2 separate regions of the Mus musculus genome follow, and region 2 is linked to region 1. The links are chromatin contacts, found by POLR2A ChIA-PET in ENCODE. All regions are on one chromosome and are shown on one strand. The core of a region is the stretch at or near the end of the contact, and the rest is flanking DNA. Distances in the headings are between cores, read along the strand shown. Region 1 holds the start of Mlx (MAX-like protein X). Region 2 has its middle 15 kb from the start of Tubg2.

The links. ChIA-PET counts read pairs that join two places held with the same protein, here RNA polymerase II (POLR2A).
Region 2: POLR2A ChIA-PET joins it to region 1 with 24 read pairs in Patski. The contact joins the enhancer-like site here to the promoter of Mlx in region 1. POLR2A ChIA-PET finds 5 or more read pairs at or near these places in 2 of 5 experiments (Patski and embryonic stem cell).

The regions. Positions count from the first base shown.
Region 1 is chr11:101,084,755-101,088,718 of GRCm38, reverse strand. It overlaps Mlx (MAX-like protein X), which reads right to left and starts at 1,429. Exons shown (of 8, transcript NM_001159385.1): 1 at 1,352-1,429; 2 at 929-965; 3 at 394-483; 4 at 15-121. The coding sequence starts at 1,393. It overlaps Coasy (Coenzyme A synthase), which reads right to left. Exons shown (of 10, transcript NM_001305982.1): 4 at 3,833-3,964; 5 at 3,522-3,711; 6 at 3,373-3,437; 7 at 3,099-3,183; 8 at 2,832-2,929; 9 at 2,575-2,721; 10 at 2,100-2,471. The coding sequence ends at 2,409.
Region 2 is chr11:101,139,121-101,142,692 of GRCm38, reverse strand. No RefSeq gene overlaps it. Among named protein-coding and RNA genes, the nearest start is that of Tubg2, 15 kb to the left of the region's middle. Within about 2 kb of position 2,134, at least 2 of the 3 ENCODE cell types and tissues checked have a DNase peak (open chromatin) inside an H3K27ac peak, as active enhancers do.

The DNA of each region.
Region 1 (3,964 bases), core at 180-2,679:
AGGCTTCCAGTCACCTTAATAGCATCCCTTCTCTTCTGTTCAGCCTGAGTGTGCGCACGCCGCCTCCGGTCTTTGTAGGACTCCTTGTAGGACTCCTGCTGATAATCACTGTCCTCATCATCTAAACTCAGAGATGGAGGAAGGAGAGATCACTTTACAGTACACTAAATCCAATTCGCCCACCCTTCCCCAGTTGGAAGGACCTGGTGCCCAGAGATGTTGAATAGAAAGAACCTAGTTAATCTCTGATGAGGTGAAAGACAGTGAGCCTCGGGCTTGGCACTGTTCCTGCCACCCCCATATGGAGAGCGGAGCTCCCTATCTAGGAAAGATACTAAAATGATGGAAGAGCTAAGTCTCCCCAGGTGTGCGACGGGCTATGTTGCTGCCTACCTGTGTTGGGGACAGAAGAGGCACTGGTGGAGCCGATGCTATTAGCTCTGGACACTACACTCCCCTTGTGGGTGCTTTCTACAAAAAGCCCTGGAAAAAAGAGGCCTCAAGTCACTAAGGATTGGGGAACACTGCCATGCCTTCAGTCACCTATGGGCACAATGGCTTCAAATGCTGACCTCTCGCCATCAACTCCAAAGCCAGTCACCACAGGCCTTCCATTTCATGCTGAAATGCTCCTGTCCCAGGGTCTACACTGCCCAGAGGACTTATTTCTGGCTCACACAGGAGCATCTGGATGCAGTGACTATGACCAGCTGTCACTGTTTCCATCATTTCCCATTCTAATGCAGAGGAACCAGGTGTGACCATGGTTGCTTCCTGCCTATTCTCCAGCTCCACCCTCACTTCTCAAGCCAAGTCCTTGGCGCAGTGACAGTGGACTGTGCTCAGGTGTGGCTGGCAAGACCATAAGAATCTACAGAGCCGAACCAGGAGTCATTCCTGACCCGCAGACAATGGAGAAGGCACTCACCAGGATCCAGGCTGTTGTCACTGTAGGCATACTCGACCTGCAGCACCAAGCAAGGGAGAAGCCTGTCAAACCTCTGCCTCTAGGAAGGCACGCGCAATCCGCGAAAGCTCATACCACAGGTGCAGGGACCACTGAATGGTTAAGCCAAGCCTTGGCTGGGCCTAGGGGGGCGTCGCCCCCTCTGTATGCTCCTACCGTCCCCGCCCCATCTCCCAGCTATGACCCCCTCGTTCCCGCACACACGCCCGTTTGTCTCCCCACCTTGGCACAGGCCGGGTGAGAGCTGTCTTCTCTGCAGCCCCGGGCCCCGGACAGCAGGGGAGACTCTGGGGATAGTTGGGGAGCCCCGCGTCTTCCGGACCCCCTACGTGCACGAGCCCGACCCGCCCTCCCCTCGCCGGCGTGCGCGTCCGCGAAGCTTGCCTTGACCCAAGGGTCCTCCGGAGAGGCGCCCGGCTCCGTCATCGTGAACCTACCGAACCGGAAACAAGCCAGCGGACTGGCCCCCAACCTCCAGGAAGAGGCGAGGCTCAGTCACGTGATCCAACCCACCAATCCGCAATTGTAGTCGTGAGCGGTGTGATAGCGCTGCGCTTGCGCCGCTCCAGTTTTTAACTGAATGTTGGAGGAGGCTAAATCTGGCCAATTCGCTTTAATGTAGGCAATGTCAGCCCCTAAGGGTCCCCACTGGCCTCCGAATGAGAATCTTCAATGGTGGCGATTTTCTGTGCAATGGAGCACCTCCAAAAAGATTGTCAGAGGGGCTAGAAGTGTAATTAGTTTAGTGGTAGAACCCGAGTGAGAGTACTAGCATCTGTCTGAACAGTGTGACACCTTGTACGCACGCGCACAGCTGGTCCGCCTGGCAATTGCTGCTGGGTCAAGAATTTCTCCTACATCACATGATCTGATCTAAGGGGGCACAAAGCCACCTCCAGCATCGGTCTCCCAACACTCAGCAGGTGCAGGACGCTAAGTCTTATAAAAATGCCTTTTAAGTTAAGCTTACAGTAAAGTCTATAACATACTCAAAAGCACATAACTAGTCACTGATAGGTTACACTTTACAGCACTCCTTGACTTCCAGCTCAGACCTTGCCCCTGAATTTGGAGTCTAACGTTCCAAAGGTATCTAGAGTCACTGGAGAGGAAACAGAAAACCACACAAGCAGCACTTGGAAACATCTTTAATTCAGTTACTGGGTCCAGACTTCACCAAACCCATCAACACTAGGTAGACATCACATCCACCACCAAAAAGCGGACAGAACCTCAGAGCGGATCGCTCCCCATTAGCTGTGTCCTCATTGCTGGACAAATTCCAGCATGCTAGGCGGACTTCCAAGCTTCTCTGTGTCCTGCACAGCTTAGCTTAAAGCCCCTGAGGCCAGATAGAGGGTAAACATCAAGGCCCCCATTTCTCCTCACCATTAGATTTGTTAGTTTCAAGGGCCAGTTTGGCGCCATAGAAAATCCACTGTCAGTTCCTGGTCTGGTAAGCCTTAGGGAGGCGCTTCTGTAGAAGATTCCACGCCTTTTCCACCTTTGGCCAGGCCAGAATGATACAAGAAAAGGCAAGGTCAGAAAAGCTAACCATTGAACCTTCCCTCCCCACAACCTAACCTAGTCTTTCCCTTTGCACCAACCTGGCTCTGTGTGACATGTGACTCCCACAAGGTGCTCAGAACCACGTTGCTCTGCTCTACCAGCTGCTGGCCGCTCATCTGGCTCTGCAGCCGGCTCTGAGCGGCTGCCTCACTTAGTCCATCCCTCTCAACAATGCGTCGAACAGCCTGGGCAATGGATGACACACGGGTCAGGAAGGGTCCTAGCCCAGTCTACTGGATCAGAGCAGGAGACCGTCTGCAGTGGGCTCAGATGGGGTGCAGTGGGGTCCAGATACCTCAGTCTCAGGGATGACGACGGTCCACACCTCGTGTACCATACTCTGCCAGCCAGCTTCAAGCAGCATAGCAGCATCGATTACACACAGAGTTTTTCCTGTGAGGAGATACTAGTCACTGCCAGCAGCACCTTGCGCTTGCTGCCTGTCAGCGCACCAAATGCTGTCCTAGGTGGTGAATGGTCTGCCTGGGGCCAAGGAAGATCCCAGAGGGTGTTGCGGCTTAACTGTCCCACTTTGGCTGCTCCCGTCATCCCTCCCACTCACCCTTAGCCACAGCCACATCCATCTCCTCCCGGGCCAGCTTTGCGATAACTGGCCACACAATATCTGTGAGGATCTTCATCTGCTTCTGGGGAGGGGGACAGAGGGAGTGGGCAGAGGTTAACTTTCCTGAGAAATACAGCTGTGAGGTGGGGGGTGGGGGGGTGGGGGTTGGGGTGGGAGCAGATAAGCAGAGACTGACTTCCTGTGCCAGACTAGGGAGTGCACTGGTTCCCGCCCATGGATCTCAAGAACTCTTGAAGATGTGTGTGTTTACCTTGTTCCCAAACACCCGGCTGCCCAGGACCTTCCTATTGATGGTGCCATCTTTATGGAGAATATCTGGGTGACAAAGAAAGAAGGCTAAGCAAAGAGGTCACACCATCTTCTCACCTCAGGCCACTTCCAGCCTTCTCTGGCTAGTACCTGTTCCAAAGGCCTCCACCACAGGCTGGTAGGCAGGACCCCCAGGAGCATAGGCCCGATGGCCCAGATGGTCGCTGTCGATGATGTATGCTCCCAAGTTCTTCAGCCGCTGAGCTACCGAGCTTTTCCCAGAGCCACTGATGCCTGTGAGCCCGAGCACATAGAGACCTGACGGGAGCTCCGGCCTCTCCTAAAGACAGGTAAGAGGGAACCTCAGTGACCAGGGAGTTCAAAAGCCCAGCTTCCAGTGGAGGGCCTGTTTCTATCCTTCAGCATCTTACCACGCCCAACCAGCGAGGAGGAAGGCTTACATTTGGAGGCTGAAGCAGGTTTCCCAGGATTCGCTGGCGAAAGCTGGAGGAGCTGACCTTGTCCTCCTCATTTTCATTGTGACTCTGGTCCTTCAGCAGTTGTATCTGGTACAAAGCAAGTTCTTCTTTGCC
Region 2 (3,572 bases), core at 885-3,384, 53 kb before region 1:
GGGATGGGATGGGGGGTTTGGGGAGGGAAAATTAGGACAGGGGATAAAATTCAAAATGTAAATAAAGAAAATATCTAATAAAGGAAAAAAAAAACCCAACACTTGTTGTAAACCTGATAGCTTGAGTTCGATCCCTGGAACCTACCTTGGAAGGAGAGAACCTGACTTCAAAAGTTGTCCTATGACCTCTGGGTAGCTCTCGGTCATCAGTAACCCTAATTCCAGAGGATCTGACACCCACTGTCTTCCGGCCTCCGAAGGCACTAGGCATGCAGGTGGTATATACTCATACGTACAGTGAGACGCTCATACACATAAAATAAACAAGAACCTAAAAAATATTAGATACACAAGTAAAATAACATTTAAAAGTTTAAAGTTACAGAGCAGCACTGGGGCCAGTCGTGGGAATCTGCAACAGTGTGAGCAGAGAAGTGAGGGGCTCAGGAGGTGGAAAGGTCACGAAAGGCCATTCTGAGGAGAGCTACCCTAGGCATGAGTGAGTCACCAGGCTGAAGGTGTGTGGAGGGAGGAGTCTGGTGAGTGTGGATGTAAGGCATTAGGCAGGAGGTCCTTCTGTCCCTGCAGGCTCACCGCTCCTCATTGTACTAATCTTGTCTTGTTTTATCTTCTGGTCTGAAGGGCGAGTCCTTTCACCCACTCACTCACGTAAAGCTCTGCCGCATGGCTGCCTGTACTGAGAACAGGAATCTCACCTCTCCTCCTTCATTGCATACACTCTGAAATGTTCTGGCCAGTACACATAAGGCACACACCCCACTTCCCCAGGAACCCTTGTTGCCAGAAGGTTCTGGCATTTCACTCAGGCCCCTTCAAGTTGATTGCCTTGAAAAATAAACAAACAAATATGAAGTCGATCACTGGAAAGTTCTGGAACAGAAAGTGGCAGAGTATGTAGTATGGACCTCAGAGAAGGAGATTTTTTTTTCAACAAAGCAAAGTATATCTATCTATCTATCTATCTATCTATCTACCTATATCATGAGGCAGGATCTCATGGTGGTAGAACAAACCCATTTACCATATGGCAAAGGAACAAAGAGGGGAGGGCCAGGTTCCCACAGTCCCCTTTAAGGATGCACCTCCATAAGTTTGGGAACTCTTGCCAGTCCCTGACTCTTATTTTGAAAAACTAGGTCTCATGTATCCCCAGGCTGGCCTGGATTTTGCTGTGTAGTTGAGGATAACAATGACTTTCTGACCTCCCACTTCCACTACCTCAACCCTGGGTACCACACACAGTTTTTATTTGGTGCTAGGGATTAAACCCAGGGCAAACAATCTACTAAACAATGAGCTCATCCCCTCCCCTTTATTGTTTGGGTTTGGGGAGGGGGGCGCAGACAGGATCTCACATAGCAGAGGCTGTCCCTCAAACTTGCCACATAGCTGAGAATAGCTTTGAACTTATCCCCGTGCCTTCACCTCTGCAATGCAATGTCAGGGCTACATCACCAAGTCTGGCTCAATCCCTACCTCCTTTTACTTTAACGTGCTGTTAGTGTGTGTGTGTGTGTGTGTGTGTGTGTGTGTGTGTGTGTGCGTGCGCGCACGCAGGTGCCTATGTGCATGAGTGCGTGTTATAGTGCAGGTGGGCTTGTGCCATGGAAGGAAGTTAGTGGACAACTTTCAGGAGTCAATTCTCTCCTTCCCCTGTGAGTTCCAGTGACCGGACTCAACTCACCAAGCTCAGGATAGTTGCTCAGACCACTGAGGCATCTCCCAGATTTGCTGGCTCTTGTCTGAATAACTTTTTTATTTCCCAACAGGGCCACACTGGGGACCAAGCTTTTTAACCTATGGGCCTTTGGGGGGATATTCAAGATCCGAACTTTAGCAGATCGCAATGTTCTTGCCGACTTCCTAAGAGGGGCCCCAGCCTTGGTCTGCCTTGTCTCGGGATTTAGCAAGTAAGAAAAACAGCCACAGTGTGCTGTTTGCTTAAGTTGCTGTTAATTGGGCATTCTGTTGACTGCAGCTGAATGCATTCCTGCTCGATAGAGTCATAGCACCGGCTAGTAACAGAGGCGAAGCTAAACCCAGGTTTGCACCCTAGCCGTCTGGCATCTTTCCCGAGCAGCAGTGGTTCTAAGAGTGGTCTCAGGCAGGCAACACCAACACTGGCAAGTCTCCAGAATCAGGTGCTTTGTGCTTGACCAAGGGCTTCTCAGATGGCGGCGGCGGCGGCGGCGGCGGCGGCGGCGGCGGCGGCAGCGGCAATCCTAGGGGTGGCAACCAGCAGTCCAGTCTAAGGAGCCCTGCCGGTGTCTGTAGCACCTGAGACCTGAGAGGCACAGTCCTCTGCCGCCCTGTGAGCCATGGTCTTCTGCAGCAGCAACATCTAGGAGGGCATCCCTGAAACTGCTTCATCCCAGGGCCGCCACTGCAGTCTTCTGCCACAGTATGTCGTCGTTGTTGTTAGAGGCAAGGCTTCTTTGTGTCGTTTTGGCAGTGCCGGAACTTACTCTGTAGACCAGGCTGGCCACAAATTCACAGAGATCCACCTGCTTCTGCATCCCAAGTGTTGTGATTAAAGACCTGTGCCACACCCAGCTCAAGAAACAGGGACTTTCCCTGGGCAGTGGCAGTGTATGTCTTTAATCCCAGCATTGGGGAGCCAGAGGTAGGTGGATCTCTATGAATTCGAGGCCAGCCTGGTCTACAGAGTGAGTTCTAGAACGGTCAGAGCTACACAGAAAAACTCTGTCTTGAAAAAACCAAGGGAAAAAGAAAGGAAGGAAGAAAGAAAATAAACGAAATGAAAATAAAAGGAAACAGGGACTCTCAATAACATGGCAGCTTGCCTTTTCTGCTAAACTAGCTAGCCAGTCAACTCCTGGGATCCACTTGTCTCTGTAACCCAGTGCTGGTGTTTCAGGGATACATACACAGCTATGCCCAGCTTTTTATGTGGGTGCTGGGGATTTGAACGCAGGACCTCCTGCTTGCAGAGCAAGCGTTCTTACCAACTGAGCCATCTCCTTACTCCACTGTGTCTATTTTTGTGCTATTTATTAGAACCTCATGGTGTAGTTTTTGTGACTCTGTGACAGTTTTTATTCAGATCTCTATTGTCCCTTTTTCAACTCTCACCTCCTAGCAGAGCCATAATAGATAACTCCCCAGTCTTCATTTAGGTCCACTGTGGAAAACAGTTTTTGCAGTTGGATGAGGTGGCACACAACTTTGATTTTGGCACGTGGGAGACAGAGGCAGAGGCAGATCTCTGAGTTGGAGGCCAGCCTGGTCTACAGAGCAAGTTCTAGGACAGCCAGGACTACACAGAGAAACCCTGTCTCAAAAAAAAAAAAAAAAAAAAAAAAAAAAAAAAAAAAAGAAAGAACCCCCCCCCTTTTTTTTTTAACTGTTCCTTGGGTTGCATTTAATTTTCAAAATCTTGATGTTCTTTAGCTGTACGCAATTAAAAAGTAGCTTTCAAGGGGACGCTGCTCTCTCTGACCTTCTCTGTCTGGCTTTTGTGTAGAATGAGGACGAATTCTGTCCGCTCCGGTGCAGCCAGCTTGCATCCTGCAGTTGATTCATTGCAAGGG